2 separate regions of the Homo sapiens genome follow, and region 2 is linked to region 1. Evidence: chromatin loops called from intact Hi-C (ENCODE). Cell type or tissue: endothelial cell of umbilical vein. All regions are shown on one strand. Each heading gives the region's core, and the rest is flanking DNA. Links, peaks and the distances in the headings are about the cores only.

What was found. A loop is a pair of places that touch in the nucleus more often than their neighbours do. Peaks named below come from ENCODE experiments on the same cell type or tissue, not always from the same donor. Only the 100,000 strongest peaks of a DNase experiment are listed, where the experiment ranks them.
Region 2: it touches region 1 in a loop (5-fold over the local background); 2 of 110 quality-filtered maps call a loop at or near these places.

The regions. Positions count from the first base shown.
Region 1 is chr17:37,403,869-37,412,136 of GRCh38, reverse strand. It overlaps ACACA (acetyl-CoA carboxylase alpha), which reads left to right and starts at 5,301. Exons shown (of 56, transcript NM_198834.3): 1 at 5,301-5,875. The coding sequence starts at 5,838. It overlaps TADA2A (transcriptional adaptor 2A), which reads right to left and starts at 5,251. Exons shown (of 16, transcript NM_001166105.3): 1 at 5,188-5,251; 2 at 747-868. The coding sequence starts at 771. RefSeq lists an enhancer at 3,435-4,119. In endothelial cell of umbilical vein, for the core only: no CTCF peak of the experiment used is centred there; DNase peaks (open chromatin) are centred at 4,756, 5,516, 5,726, 5,896 and 1 weaker place; H3K4me3 peaks cover 1,895 bases; H3K27ac peaks cover 1,462 bases.
Region 2 is chr17:37,461,105-37,469,508 of GRCh38, reverse strand. It overlaps TADA2A (transcriptional adaptor 2A), which reads right to left. Exons shown (of 16, transcript NM_001166105.3): 10 at 7,388-7,431; 11 at 3,968-4,078; 12 at 1,984-2,055. Among named protein-coding and RNA genes, the nearest start is that of DUSP14, 25 kb to the left of the region's middle. In endothelial cell of umbilical vein, for the core only: no CTCF peak of the experiment used is centred there; a DNase peak (open chromatin) is centred at 4,098; H3K27ac peaks cover 2,536 bases.

The DNA.
Region 1 (8,268 bases), core at 265-8,264:
CGGGTTCATGCCATTCTCCTGCCTCAGCCTCCCAAGTAGCTGGGACTACAGGCGCCTGCCACCATGCCTGGCTAATTTTTTTTATTTTTTACTGGAGACGGGATTTCACTGTGTTAGCCAGGATGGTCTCCATCTCCTGATCTCGTGATCTGCCTGCCTCGGCCTCCCAAAGTGCTGGGATTACAGGCGTGAGCCACCACGCCCGGCTGCTTCATTTTCTTGTAAGACCCAGGGTCATATGTTTGTGTCATGTGTTCAATGGGTAATCAATATGTATTAATTGATTTTATTTTGATACTCATAATTCCCTTAGAATCAGAGTCAAAGGGCTTTATTGCCTAACTTCATCGTTTATTTTTCTTCCTTGATCAACTTCCACTCTAGTTTGCTATTAATAGTCACCTGAAGGCCGGGAGTGGTGGCTCACACCTGTAATCCCAGCACTTTGGGAGGCCGAGGTGGGTGGATCACCTGAGGTCGGGAGTTCAAGACCAGTCTGGCCAACATGGTAAAACCCTATCTCTACTAAAAATAAAAATAAAAAAAATTAGCTGTGTGTGGTGGTGCGCGCCTGTAGTCCTAGCTACTCAGGCGGCTGAGGCAGGAGAACCGTTTAAAGCCGGGAGGCAGAAGTTGCAGTGAGCCAACATCATGCCACTGTACCCCAGCCTGGGCAACAGAGGGAGAGTCCATCTCAAAAAAAAAATAATAATAAGTCACCTGAGACTTGTTCCCACTGTACTTACTGCTAAAGGAACCCAAACGGTCCATTCCCTAATTGGCAACGAGTGCTGCTTTGGTCTTCCTCAGCAGAGCTTCTTCAAGACTTCAGAACCGGCCAACACATACACCAAAGCTTGATGACTCCCTAGGAACAAACAAAAGTGGCACATGGATCAGAAAATCATTCAAAGGGACAAGATAAAGAGAAGATATGCAACATACTCAGCTCTGCCACATCTTAGCTTTGTAATGTTGAAAAATTATTCCACCTCTGAAAACCTGTTTCTTCCTCTGTAGTGGGTATAACAGTGCCTACCTTCCAAAGTTGTGAGAATTAAATGTTATAATCAAATATCATAATCCATATAAGTAATGTAGCATGGTACCTGGTCCTCTATAAATGCTACATATTTTTCTTTTTTATGAGGAAGGATCTGGGTCTATGGGGCACTGAGGGTGGCAGGGGCAAATGCTACATATTTCTAATAAACAACTGTTGGCTTTCTCTACTCAGCATCATTTCTCTCCTTAGCTGCCATCTTTATTTGGGAAACTGACCCTCCCACATTTCATGTGATACTGGTGGGGCTGCCAATCACAATACCCCATTCCCCACCCCTGACAAAAGCTAAAGCAACCAGGTCTCTTCTTCCAGAAATCTGGATCTTGAGTAAGACATGAAAGGACAGAAGGCAGTTGGAGCTTAGTTATTCACTAGAATTCATTCAAAGAATTCAGTCCATGTGCTCTGGCTGTTGAAATCCCTAGCCCCAGGTGGCTCAACTGTTTAACTCTTCTCTCATTTCTCTCTCTTTAATAAACTTTAATAAACTCAACTTTAATCATAAGACTGAACGAGTTTCTGTAACTGGAAACCAAAAAATCCTATCTATTACAACATACATTTGTTCCTCACTCTTTCAACAAGTACGTAACAGGGCCAGGCACAGTGGCTCATGCCTGTAATCCCAGCACTCTGGGAGGCTGACGTGGGAGGATTACTGGGACCCAGGAGTTCAAGACCAGCCTGGGCAACATAGGGAGACCCCATCTCTTAAAAAAAAAAAAAAAAAGTTAGCCGGGTACAGTGGCCCATGCTTATGGTTCCAGCTACTCAGGAGGATGAGGTGGAACGCTTGGGCCTAGGAGGTCGAGGATGCAGTGAGCCACCACTGCACTCCAGCTTGGAGGACAGACTAAGTCTCTTTTTCTTTTTTTTTTGGAGACACAGTCTGGCTCTGTTGCCCAGGCTGGAGTACTCATTGCAACCTCTGCCTCCCAGGTTCAAGGGATTCTCATTCTCCATTTGGTTCTCATTTTTGATTCTTGTGTCTTGTGCCTCAGCCTCCTGAGAAGCTGGGATTACAAGCATGTGCCACCACCATACCTGGCTAATTGTTTTGTATTTTTAGGAGAGACAGGGTTTCACCATGTTGGCCAGGCTGGTCTCGAACTCTTGGCCTCAAGTGATCCGCCCACCTCGGCCTCCAAAAGTGCTGGAGTGCTGGGATTACAAGTGTGAGCCACCATGCCTGGCCCAAAGTATCTTCTTTGAAGCAGAAATAAAATAATATTTTACACTAAGTCAAAAAATAATCCTTCTTCTGTACACTCACAGCTTTTTGTTTTTGTTTTTGTTTTTTTTTGAGACTAAGTCTCGCTCTCGTTGCCTAGGCTGGAATGCAATGGCACGATCTCAGCTCACTGCAACTTCCGCCTCCCGGGTTCAAGCGAGTCTCCTGCCTCAGCCTCCCAATTAGCTGGGATTACAGGCGCGGGCCACCAGGCCTGGCTAATTTTTGTATTTTTAGTAGAGACGGGGTTTCACCATGTTGGCCAGGCTGGTCTCGAACTCCTGACCTCAGGCGATCTGCCCACCTCAGCCTCCCCAAGTGCTGGGATTACAGGCATGAGCCACCGCACCCGGCCCACTCACAGCTTTTTATCTGGCATTTTTCACATTCTACTTTGTGAGTATTACTTCTGAATGTCTATTTTCCCCCACTTCTAAATTAAGTGAAAGCAGGCTGGGTGTGGTAGCTCATGTCTGTAACTCCAGCACTTTGGGAGACTGAGGCAGATGAATCTCCAGAGGTCAGGAGTTTCAGACCAGCCTGGGCAACATAGTGAGAACCCCGTCTCTACCAAAAATACAAAAAAATTTGCTTGGCGTGGTGGCGGGCGCCTATAATCCCAGCTACTCGGGAGGCTGAGGCATGAGAGTTGCTTGAACCAGGCAGGTGGAGGTTGCAGTGAGCCGAGATTGTGCCACTGCACTCCAGCCTGGGCGACAGTGCAAGATCCTGTCTCAAAAATAAATAATAAATAAGTGAAAGCAGAGACTATATCGGATACCTATCTGTATGCTTTTAAAATGCCAAGCATACAGGAGGAATACAATAAACACATAGTAGTGGACTAATAAATGTTAATTCTACAAAAGGTTAATTTATCTTTAGCTTTTCTGAAGTGATTTTTTTCACCCTGGTAATTTTTAGCTTGGAGAATAATTCATCACTAAGTGTGGGCAACATTTCTGCTAACGCTGCCATCAAAGAACTTTCCCTTTTTGGGGTGGGGTAGGTCTCCCTTTGCTGTCCTCTCAGGAAAAGTTGAGCTCTGAAGAAAAATGAGTCTAGCAAGGGTGTATTACGAACGCAGCAATCAAATAACTGCCAAATTTACTGAACTTTTTCAATTTGCTAGGTACCCGTGGGTACCAAGGTGTGGGGATTCTTTGAATCCTCACTCCCACACTTTTGGGGCAAGCTGCTTTTTCAAAAGCAAGCAAGCTCTGAAAGAGTATGTTACTTGCGCAGTGTCTTACAAGGGATAGCTGTGTCATTTCAAATACAGATGTCAAGGCTGGACGCAGTGGCTCACGCCTGTAATCCCAGCACTTTAGCAGGCCGAGGCAGGCAGATCACCTGAAGTCGGCAGTTCGAGATCAGCCTGACCAACATGTAGAAACCCTGTCTCTACTAAAAATACAAAATTAGCTGGGCGTGGTGGCGTATGCCTGTAATCCAGCTACTTGGGAGGCTGAGGCAAGAGAACTGCTTGAACCCGGGAGGTGGAGGTTGCGGTGGGCTGAGAACGCGCTGTTGCACTCTGGCCTGAGCAACAAGTGTGAAACTCCCTCTCAAAAAACAAAAACAAAAACAGACGTCCAGTAAAGGATGCACAGTCAATAGGGACTGATCAACACTCGAAAAAGCACAGTAGGAGGCCGGGTGCGGTGGCTCACGCCTGTAATCTCAGCACTTTGGGAGTCCCAGGTGGGCAGATAACCTGAGGTCAGGAGTTCGAGATCAACCTGGCCAACACAGCGAAACCCCATCTCTACTAAAAATACAAAAAATAGCCAGGTGTGGTGGCGGGCGCCTGTAATCCCAGGTACTCGGGAGGCTGAGGCAGGAGAATCGCTTGAACCTGGGAGGCAGAAGTTGCAGTGTGTTGAGATGGCGCCATTGCACTCCAGCCTGGGCGAAAGAAACGCCATCTCAAAAAATAAAAAAATAGTAGGGCCGGGCGTGGTGGCTCACGCCTGTAATCCCAGCACTTTGGGAGGCCGAGGCGGAAGGATCACTTGAGGTCAGGAGTTCGAGACCAGCCTGGCCAACATGGTGAAACCCCACCTCTGCTGAAAATACAAATATTAGCTGGGCGTGGTGGCCCACGCCTCAGGCACGAGAATCGCTTGAGCCTGGGAGGCGGAGATTGCAGTGAGCCGCGATCGTGCCACTGCACTGCAGTACAGCCTAGGAGAAAAAAAAAAAAAGGCAAAAAAGCACAATATTGCAGTCTGCAGAATCTTCTTTCTCCCCCTTTCACAAGAGACCACATTCTGACACCAACTTCCGTGGAAACACTGGCGCTAGCTCCAAACTAACAATCGCCAAATTCGAATCAGTTACCGGGAGAAGGAAGTGAGGCACTTCGCCGGGCAGGAGTCCACGTTGGGAGGAGGAAAGGCGCAGGCTCCCGAGTTGTGGAGCCAACGTTCAAATCCTTACGGGGTGGGACCGGCCTGGGCCAGTCATTTTACCTGCGCCTCAGCTCTAACAGGGTACTGAAATACCTACTTTGGGGGGCCTGCTAGGAAATTCAAATGGGCAACGCTGGTCAGGGGCATCTGGCACAGTGGCCATTCTTGGTAGAGCTACGCGCTCCAGGGCTGAGCGGGAAATGGCGAGGCCGGGGCACTGGGGCACCGCCCAGACGCGGGGCGGGCCCCCGGGGTCAGGCCCGGCCCCACACCGCCCTCCCCCACAGAGCGGCGAGGCCCGCCGCTGCCCGCCCGCCGGCCCGCCAGCCTGCCGCGTCAAGCCCGCCGCCGGGGCCCGCAGCCCGCGACTCCTCCCCCGCCGCACCTCGTGGCCCCCGCTTCTCCCTAGTCCCGCTAGAGGGGCTCGCGCTCCGCCACCCGCCCGCCCGCCCGCCCAGCGCTGCCTGGCGCCTCACCTCGCCGAGACCCCCTAATCCGCGCCAAAGAGCCGCCGGTCGCGCGCGCCTCCGGGCTTTGCGTGCGCGCCCCCGGGCGGCGCAGTGGCGAGCGCGCCGCGTGCCGCGCGCCCGCCGCCTCCGCCCCTCGGCCGTGGAGGCCCCCGCCGGGTGCTGAGCGCCCGCCACCGCCCTCTTGGCCTTTTCCCGGTCCCCGCCGCGCGCCTGCTGCTGTCCCCGTGCCCGAGGACTGGGAGGATGGGGCTGAGCCGCTTGCCTGACTTTTGATCCGACCAGTAATCACTTTGCCCGTGTGGCGCGTGGCCCGTTGCCTGAGGCTTCCTGGCGCGTGGGGCTGTTTGGTCCCCTCCGGAGTGCGGTGAGGCGGGCCGAGCCGGGACTGCCTGGGTTTGGGGATAACGTTCCCATCTCCACCCCTGTTGCAGCAAGGGAAATTGAGGCTGAGGGAACTGGGCCCAGGGACGGCGAGCCGTGGCGCCTCTCCAGTCCGGGCCCCGAAGGGCTGCTCGTGGATGAACCAGACTGATTTTAAGGGGTGAAGAGGGTGCGTTTCAATCAGATGCTCCTGGAACGTCGAAATTGTCTTCTTTGGAAAGAACCATCCCCTCTTTGGGCTTCAGAGGCCCAAATTGAGGCGCAATGATGAGAGGATGTGGTGGTCTACTCTGATGTCAATCTTGAGGGCTAGGTATGTCCCAAGATCTCTTATTACTGCTGTTAATGATGATTCTAATAGCTACCATTTGTCGAGTACTTATTGCATGCCAGACATTGCACAAAGCAGGTTACACATACGGTCTCATTTAAAACTTGTGAGGTAGGCACCTGTTGTTATCCCTATTTTCCAGGTGAAGAAATCTAGGCACTGACATAAATAACTTGGGATCACACTGCTAGGAAGTACTGGGGAAGGGAATTCAAACCATGGTTTATCTGAACTATATAACTGTTACATCTATTTAGAAGTCTGCCTTTGATAAATTTGCCCAACCTTTTTTTAGAATTCACTTACACTTTATGCCTGTGTGAACCCTTTCATTCTTTTTTGGTATATGCATAATACAAGTTCATTCCAAAAAAAAAAAAAAAAAAAAGCCCTGCCGGGCGCGGTGGCTCACGCCTGTAATTCCAGCACTTTGGCAGGCCGAGGCGGGCGGATCACAGGGTCTGGAGTTCTAGACCAGCCTGACCAACATGGTGAAATCCCGTCTCTACTAAAAATACAAAAAATTACGCGGGTGTGGTGGCAGGCACCTGTAATCCCAGCTACTCCGGAGGCTGAGGCAGTAGAATCGCTTGAACCCTGGGGGCAGAGGTTACAATGAGCCAAGATCTTGCCATTCCACTCCAGCCTGGGCAACGAGAGCGAAACTCTGTCTCAAAAAGAAAAGAAAAGGAAAGAAAAACCACCTCCCACCAGGTTAAATAAATAATTAACATTTTGGTATGTACCCTTCCAGACATTTTCCTATGCATCACATCAATAAATATATGATAGGATATTTTACATTTGATGTATCCTGAAGATTAATTCAACAAATGTTTAGTGAGTAGGCTTGTTGTAGGTGCTGGGAATTCAGCAGTGAACAAAACAAAGTCTCTGCCTCATGGAGCTCATATTATAGTAGGGAAGACTGTCAATAAGCAATATACACATTACTAAATGATAGATAATGCCCAGTAATGTGGCAAGTTTTATGGAAAAATAAATCAGGATAAAAGGATAAGAGTGATATGGGGATTCTCTTAGTTAGGGTAGATAAGGAAGGCCTCTTAGCTAAGGAGGCACATAAATATCTGATCATTTAATGAGAGAAGGAGCAACATGGATTTCTAGAGGGAAACTATCCTAGAAGAGAAGCAGCAAGTGCAGTGACCCTGAAATGGGGATTTGTTTGGCATGGAGAAAGGGCAAGACCAGTGTGGCTGGAGCACAGCAAATGAGAGAAATTAGATGGAAATCAAGGCAGATCATGTATCATCTGGTAAGGTTTGGATTTTATTGGGAAGTGACAGAATATGACGAAGGGTTGAGAGCAAAGGAGTAGCTTTGCTGTAAAAGGATCACTGTGGGCTGGGAGCGGTGGCTCACACCTGTAATCCCATCACTTTGGGAGGCCGAGGCAGGCGGATCACTTGAGGTTAGAAGTTCGAGACCAGCCTGGTCAACATGGTGAAACCTCATCTCTACTAAAAATACAAAAAAAATTAGCTGGGCATTGTGACGGGCGCCTGTAATCCCAGCTACTCGGGAGGCTGAGGTAGGAGAATCACTTGAACCTGGGAGGTGGAGGTTGCAGTGAGCCAAGATTGTGCCACTACACTCAAGCCTGGGCAACAGAGTGAAACTGCATCTCAAAAAAAAAAAAAAAAAAAAAATCACTGTGGCAGCTGTGTGGAGAATGGATGGTAGAAATATTAAAATTGCCCTTTGCCTGGTGAAGTGGTGTGTACCTGTAATCCCAGCTACTCGAGAGACTGAGGCAGGAGGATGGATTGAGCCCAAGTTTGAGACCAGTCTAGGCAACGTATCGAGACCCCCATCTCTAAAAAAATTTTAAATTGCTCTCTAAGGCATAAATTGTCCTTTTACATGGTAGTTGTTCAACAGATAGTTGATTAACATTAGTGTTTCACCTATAGCTGTACAGCTTTACAACCACTCTCAACTTCACATAGTGGAAGTGGGGTCAGTCATTTAGGACATATCTGTGTCTTTGTCATTGAAACTCAAATTTTGAGACTGGCTAAGGCAAATATCCAGATCTGGATGTCATGATTGTCAACAATGAATATCAGTAATCAGTGTTGTAATACTGTAGAAAAATTAGTCCCACATAATACTGAGATCTAGTCGTTAAAAACATAGCATTCAGGGGCCAGGCACAGTGGCTCATTCCTGTAATCCCAGCAGTTTGGGAGGCCAAGGCAGATGGATCATTTGAGGCCAGTAGTTCAAGATCAGCCTGGGCAACATGGCGAAAACCCATCTCTGCTAAAAATGCAACAATTAGCTGGGTGTGGTGGCGCATGCCTGTAATCCCAGCTTCTTGGGAGGCGCAAGAATTGCTTGAACCCTGG
Region 2 (8,404 bases), core at 206-8,205, 57 kb before region 1:
GGCATGCGCCACCATGCCCAGCTAATTTTGTATTTTTAGTAGACACGGGGTTTCTCCATGTTGGTCAGGCTGGTCTTGAACTCTGGACCTCAAGTGATCCGCCCGCCTCGGCCTCCCAAAGTGCTGGGATTACAGGTGTGAGCCACCGTGCCCAGCCCACTTTTATCTTATTTGTAGATTGGGGCTCACACAAAATTTAATTTCAAAAATGGTTTCCACTGTTAAAGAGCCATTATACTAGGCTGAACTTACATCCATAAGGCTATGTTGCACCCACAGGGCTGTGTTAAGAAGCCAACTATTGCCGGGCGTGGTGGCTCACACCTGTAATCCCAGCGCTTTGGGAGGCTGAGGTGGGTGGATCACCTGAGGTCAGGAGTTCGAGATCAGCCTGACCAACATGGATAAACCCCATCTCTACTAAAAATACAAAAAAAAAAATTAGCCGGGTATGGTGGTGCATGACTGTAGTCCCAGCTACTCAGGAGGCTGAGGCAGGAGACTCGCTTGAACCTAGAAGGCAGAGGTTGTGGTGAACCAAGATGGCACCACTGAACTCCAGCCTGCGCAACAGAGCCAGACTCCGTCTCAAATAAAAAAAAAAAAGAAGCCAACTATTTCTTATAGATAGTAGGTGACAACTATCAATAATCACAAAAACTTCAAATAGGAAGAAGGAGGGAATGCTAAAGATCATTTCAACAATGACAGCAAAACAACAGAAACTGCCATTTATTGAGGAATTATTGTGTGCCAGATACTGTGCTATGCTTATATGCAGTATCTCTAATTAAATCTTTACACTAACTCTAAGAACCTTAGAAAATTAAAACTTGAATAGAGGCCAGGCACAGTTGCTCACACCTGTAATCCCAGCACTCTGAGAGGCCTAGGCGGGAGGACTGCTTGAGGCCAGGAGTTTGAGACCAGCCTGGGCAACATAGCAAGAGTCAGTCTCTAGGGAAAAAAAAAAAAGGAAAGAAAAATAAATTTGGATAGAATCACATCACAGAGCTGGCAAGCTGGAGAGCCAAAATTTATACTCAAGCTTTTTAAGTCTAGACCCAAGCTCTTAACTACTATAATACACTATCTCTTATGACCTGGTTCTAGTACTAACTAGCTCTGTAACCTCTTTATACCTTAATTTCTTCACTAAATGGAAGTAACGGTACTTTATAAGTTTGTCATGAGAATTCATTGACTTGATCCAAGTGAAATGGTTAGCATAGAGACTGGTACATGGTAAATATCTGATAGATGTTAGCTGCTAATAATATAATTATTGTCACTACCCCAAGTAACTGGGATGCAAGCACCTGGAGCCAGTTGAAGCTTCATTATTTTATAAAAATGCTAAGACCATGTATCATTAAATTTGAAAAGGGTGACACACCTAAAATATAAAATTCCTTTTTTTTTTTTTTGAAACAGAATCTCCCTCTGCCACCCAGGCTGGAGTACAGTGGCACCATCTTGGCTCACTACAACAACTGCTTCTCAGGTTCAAGCGATTCTTGTGCCTCAGCCTCCCGAGTAGTTGGGATTAAACGTGTGCACCACAACGCCTGGCTAGTTTTTTTATTTTTAGTAGAGGTAGGGTTTCACCATGTTGGTCAGGCTGGTCTCGAACTCCTGGACTGAAGTGACCCACCTGCCTTGGCCTCCCAAAGTGCTGGGATTACAGGTGTGAGCCACTGCACCCGGCCCAAGATTCCCTTTTTTTAAAGAGCCTCGGCAGAATCCTAAATCTAAAGCAGCACCTCTCTTTCCTTTGTCTCACAACTTTTGTAGTACCAAAGATAATCTATACAAAGGTATTTATAGGGATTAAATAGCCAAAACTTTACTGGAAAGGTTTAAAGCATTCTGGTAAAGGAAAGCTTGTTTTTTAAAAAAAAATTCACAACAATTCAGAGACTTCCTCTGTGTGTCTGGAAGATACTTGCCCTCAAGTACGGTATGTAGCTGAAGCATACTTACTACAAAAATTGGTAATGCCTGCTGTCCTGTATTCTTGGAGCCTCTTGATTTCCCTTCGGAGTTCAAATTCCACTGTTTTCCCCAAAAGGAATGAAGGAAAAAATTACAAAAACAAAAGCAACATTAGTGAGCACTTTTGCTATTGAGCATTTTCATTAATTCTGCCTTATAAGACTAGGGAAGTTCATTTGGAGAATCCTACTCGTTGGTAACTTCTCATTAGAAATTTTACCCAAGAGCTGAGGAAAACCTACTCCAGCTATCTTCCAGCTGCTGTCTCCAGATGCAGCAGCTGGAACTGTCTTCTAGAAAACTTAGTGAAATGGTTAAATTCATTTGTCTACAAAAGTAACAATTTTTTTTTTCTTTTTTTGAGACAGAGTCTCGCTCTGTCGCCCAGGCTGCAATGGCATGATCTCGGCTCACTGCAACCTCCACCTCCCGGGTTCAAGCAATTCCCCCTGCCTCAGCGTCCTGAGTAGCTGGGATTACAGGCATCTACCACCACACCCGGCTAATTTTTGTATTTTTAGTAGAGATGGGGTTCTGCCATGATGGCCAGGTTGGTCTCGAATTCCTGACCTCAGGTGATCCACCCGCCTCGGCCTTCCAAAGTAGCTGGCATTATAGGAATGAGCCACCGCACTGGGCAAAATATAATTTTTTTAACAACCAAGTTTCCCTGCTCTAACTATCTTCTATTAAAAGTTCTACAAATCATTCTAATTTGGCTGCTTTTGAAACAGAGAATGAAGGAAGAGCCTGGACAATCCATGGGGTGTAGTGTTTTGGAATGACACATAAACCAGGGGTGTGTCCCAAACTGGGACAGGAAGTAAAGGATCAGTCACCTGGTACAAACCACACAAAGAATGCTAACCAAACAAGGTGTTTGGTGAGGACAACCAACCTGGCTCAGATAAATGTCTGCAATGCTATGTAAGAAATATTTTCACGGTGAGAATAAGGGCCTTAGTAGACTACCTTCCCAGAACTAAACTTAGAAGCCACATACACAAATGTCATGATGAAAGGTACAGAACAAGCCAGAGTCCATATTATTTTAACAATCTAGGCCTTACTGCCATACCAACATATTTTGTTTTGAAACAGGGTCTCACTCTGTCGCTCAGGCTGGAGTGCAGTGGTGTGATCTCAGCTCACCGCAACCTCGGCTACCCGGGTTCAAGCAATCCTCCCACCTCAGCCTCCAAAGTAGCTGAGACTACAGGTGTGCACTACCATGCCTGGCTAACTTTTGTATTTTTGTAGAGATGGAGTTTTACTATGTTGCCCAGATTGGTCTCGAACTCCTCGACTCAAGCAATCCTCTTGCCTTGGCCTCCCAAAGTGCTGGGATTACAGGTGTGAGCCACCACGCCCGGCCTCATAACAACTTTTAATTTTTTATAGTGAAAAATCAAATGGTAACTATGTAGAGCTCTCACAGAAATACCACAGAAAGGCAAGAGATCGATGGAAGTACTATCTCCACAAGCTATCCATCTCTGTCCTCATTTTTAAAACTACTTTTAATACTAAAATATTTATGAACAAAATAAAATGATGTCTGGGATTTGCTTCAGAATAATCCAGTTGAGGGCAGGAGGGAAGAGTGAGTGGTAAAGATGAAACCAGACTGGCCATGTGTTGAAAACTGCTGAAGCTGGATGATGGATACACGGGAGTTCATCATATTATTATCTCTACTTCTATATATATTTGAAAGTTCCCATGATACAAAGTAGGGAGAAAAACTACTAAATTATTGTTTATCTGGGGCAATGGGGGAAGTCATTAGGGCTTTTTAACCTCTCTTCTGCCACCCCCATAGTCCCAAATTTGTCTCATGGTAATAAAGGGGAACAAAGAGAGAAATATCCATTTATTTATTTATAGAACTTCACATAAAACACACCATTATCTCTCCTATTTATATAAATATACACACACAAATACTGCTCAAGGCTCAAAAACCACCTACATGCATGGCTTTCAATGAATTTGTCATGTTCCACTGGCCCCACAATTCTTGCAAATCGCCTCATTGTTTCATACAGGTCCTGGACCTCCTTGGGATACCGCCGTTCCATTACTACAGAGAAAATAAAACATAAATGTGTCATGGGAAATGTAAGGATCCCTGAGTTTTCAGCATTTTTTTTTTTTTACAATTAGTAAAATGGAAGAACATTATTCATAACCTCATATGACTAACTTATCCATGACAGGAAGCAAACAGGAAAGCCAAGAATGCAAAACACTAATCATAATGACAGCACCATAGCAACTATCCCACAGGGATGTTGTTAACACTGGAGATCATCTCCACCACTGAGCACTACTCATCTCCCACATCTACTGTCTTTTTTTTTTTTGAGATGGAGTCTCGCTCTGTCTCCCAGGCTGGAGTGCGTTGGGGTGATCTCGGCGCACTGCAACCTCCATCTCCTGGATTCAAGCAATTCTCCTACCTCAACCTCCCAAAGTAGCTGGGATTACAGGCGCCCGCCACTACACCCAGCTAATTTTTGAATTTTTAGTAGAGACGGAATTTCACCACATTGGCCAGGCTGGTCTTGAACTCTTGACCTCAGGTGATCCACCCGCCTCGGCCTCCCAAAGTGCTGGGATTACATGCATGAGCCACCGCGCCCAGCCACCTCACTGTCTTTTTTTTTTTTTTTGAGATGGAGTCTTGCTCTGTGGCCCAGGCTGGAGTGCAGTGGTGTGATCTCAGCTCACTGTAACCTCTGCCTCCCCAGGTTCAAGCAATTTTCCTGTCTCAGCCTCCCAAGTAGCTGGGATTACAGGCACACCGCCATGCTCGACTAATTTTTTGTATTTTAGTAGAGACGAGGTTTCACCATGTTGGCCAGGCTGGTCTTGAACTACTGAGCTCAGGCAATCTGCTCGCCTCGGCCTCCCAAAGTGCTAGGATTACAGGTGTGAGCCACCGCGCCCGGCCACCTCACTGTCTTTTAAACTACACAGGGGCAGGAACTGCTGGCAGTAATGGACGAGACAATTAAAGGCAGATCTTACATTCTTAGGAAGAATTATGGCCAAAATTTATGGTATTAACTCCCACAGGAAAACAAAGAAGCTACAGACAAAATAATCCATCCAGAAGATTTCCCATTAGCTGAGAAAAAGTGTGATTTCTTGCATGTCCCACCTACACATCCTCAAGCAAGGTAAGTATTTTTTTCATCCTTCATATGGGTCATTTTGCCTTTCTCCAAACTAAATTAACTACTACAACTTAATTTACTGCTAATGAAGTTTTATTTGACAACTGTCATGCAAATATCATGCAGAGACACCAGAGCAGCAACTCTGGGGATCACTACTGACCAAACAACTAATCCAAAGATGTATCTGCAAAGAAGATGGAGAGTAAAACTGACTAACAATAACTGGTAGATTGGAGCAGTCAGTAACTCTCGAACTGCTACTTGGGTCGTTTCAATCAGTAATTAGGTTAGTTCTATCTACTCTTGGACTAACGATACAGACTTTCATTTATGACAGCTATTTTTTTTTTTCCTAGCTTACCTTTTTATTTTTTTTGAGACGGAGTCTCGCTGTGTCGCCCAGGCTGGAGAGCAGTAGCACGATCTTGGCTCACTGCGACCTCCGCCTCCCGGGTTCAAGCGATTCTCCTGCCTCAGCCTCCTGAGTAGTTGGGACTACAGGCGCCTGCCACCACACCTGGCTAATTTTTTTTATTTTTTAGTAGAGATGGAGCTACTTGGGAGGCTGAGGTGGGAGAATCACCTGAGCCTGGGAGGCGGAGACTGCAGTGAGCTGAGCCACTGCACTCCAGCCTGGACAACTGGAGTGAGGCCCTGTCTCAAAAAATAAATAAATAATAAAGGACCTAAAATGTAACATACTTATGATGATGGCTATATTTTTAAAAAATATAGATTTTCTGTTGCCCAGGCTGGAGTGCAGTGACATGATTATAGCTCACTGCAGCCTTGAACTCCTGGGCTCAAGTGATCCGCTGCCTCAGCCTCCCAAGTAGCTGGGATTATAGGTGCAAGCCACCATGCCTGGCTAGATATTTATTTACACTAAAAAGACACTTAACCTTGTTGACTGAACCCTACGATGCTATATATTATTAAATAAATACCCCTACAAGAATCTATCAACTGGGATGTTTTACAATAACCATTAGGTTATTGTACAAACCTAACCATTAGGTTATTCTTTACAAAAAAAGAATATTATGACACACAACTATTACAAATATTTTAATACAAACATTGTGATTGTTATTATGACATCATCCTTCTTAGTTGTGGAAGCCTCTATGTTGTGGAAGAAGAAAAAGTACAGGGACTTTTTCTGCCCTGCTTAGGTATCTCTGATATTTAAAATAATAAAGGCCAGGCACGATAGCTCGAGCCTGTAATAAGGAGGCTGAGGTGGGAGGATCACTTGCACCCAGGAGTTCAAGGCTGCAGCAAGATACCATCACACCACTGCACTCCATCCTGGGCAACAGTGCAAGAACCTGTCTCTTAAAAAACAAACAACAACAAAAAACCACAGTAAGGTCAAAGGTGGCATTTATTTTAAAAATCACTATATGTATTTTTATCACCGTCATATAATATTAAATATCATTTATTTTGTCTGTCTATAACCATCCAAAATAAAGATCACTTTCTGTTATTTATCTAAAATATTTTTACAACCTGAAGATTAAGGTTATGTTATGCTTAACACATAGTTGCAAAACATGACTCTATCCAGAAAATTATTCATTAATATTCACACTGTAATTACTATACAAATTTTTAAAAAAGAATTTTAATACAAGTTTTATTGACTACAAATTAATACATTTATTTATTTGCTTATTTATTTATTTATTTTTGAGACTAAGTCTTGCTCTATCGCCCAGGCTGGAGTGCACTGGCGTGATCTCGGCTCACTGCAACCTTTACCTCCTGGGTTCAAGTGATTCTCCTGCCTCAGCCTCCTGAGTAGCTGGGATTGCAGGTGCATGCCGCCACGCCTGGCTAATTTTTTTTTTGTATTTTTAGTAGAGATGGGGTTTCACCATGTTAGCCAGGATGGTCTTGATCTCCTGACCTCGTGATCTGCCCACCTCAGCCTCCCAAAGTGCTGGGATTACAGGCAAGAGCCACCGCGCCTGGCCCCAAATTAATACTTTAAACTCTCACTATGGATCAGAATTGCCCTGAAGACTTTTTAAAAATGCAGGTGCTGTGCCTCCAACCCCAGAGATTCTTACTTCATTAGTCTGGAGTGATAGCCAGGCTAATATGCAACTTGGATTAAGAACTACAATACGTGATTTATTTAAAATTATTCAATAATATTGGAAAAAAATTGTAAAATAAAGAAAACTGCTAATACTTACATTGAAACTTTCTAAGGTTGATTAATCCATGGTCTCTTATAATTCTAGAATGAAAAGCCACAATAATTTGTGCATTAGAATTATTTTCACATTTACTAATGCTTTACACATATAGCTATCATCAGACATAAACATGCTGAGGTGGAATACAATACAGAGGTCCAAAGAAGTCACTCCCACAAATTTCTGCAGGTCAGTGAATCACTAACCCAATTTTAGACTCTCAGGCATCACGGGTTTTTCCTCTTGTTGGGCATAGTAGACTCTCCATGACTATTTGCTGAACGAATGAATCAATCAATAACCACTCACAAATGCTGAAAAACACATGTCTGTCACTTAAGATGAAACCGAAAGGAATCTCTGTCCATGTCATAAAGTTAATCTATTCAGCTTGTGGAAATAATTGAGAACAGCCATTTTAGAGAAATCTGCTAAAGGGCACCATGATCACATATTCAACATTTTCAACTGTGCATTCACACAACACTGGCGGTACTAGAAATAAATATTGTGCATGTTTAATGAAAGGGCATTATAAAACAAAAGATTTGATAGCAACATCAGCAACTGAGTTCTACAGTACTCTCTAGCTCGAATTGTGTTTTAAGCAAAAGAGAATTTAAACCAGGCAAAGTTATGTGTCTTGAATCTGATTTATACCAGAGGTATTCATAACTAGCAATGAAGCTTCTCATAGGAGCAACTGGGTATGCTTCTTCAGCATTTCATGGAAGCTAACTCCAGACATGCAGAGAGTAAGTTTTACTTTAGATCAGGAGTTCCCAACCCCTGGGCCATGGACCAGTTAGGAACCAGGCTGCACAGCAGGTGAGCAGCTTTACCGTCTGAACTCTGCCTCCTGTCAGAGGAGCGGCAGCATTAGATTCTCACAGGAGCGCGATCCCTATTGTGAACTGCTCACGTGGAGGATCTAGGATGTGTGCTCCTTATGAGAATCTAACCAATACCTGATGATCTGAGGTGGAACAGTTTCATCCCAAAACCATTCCTGCC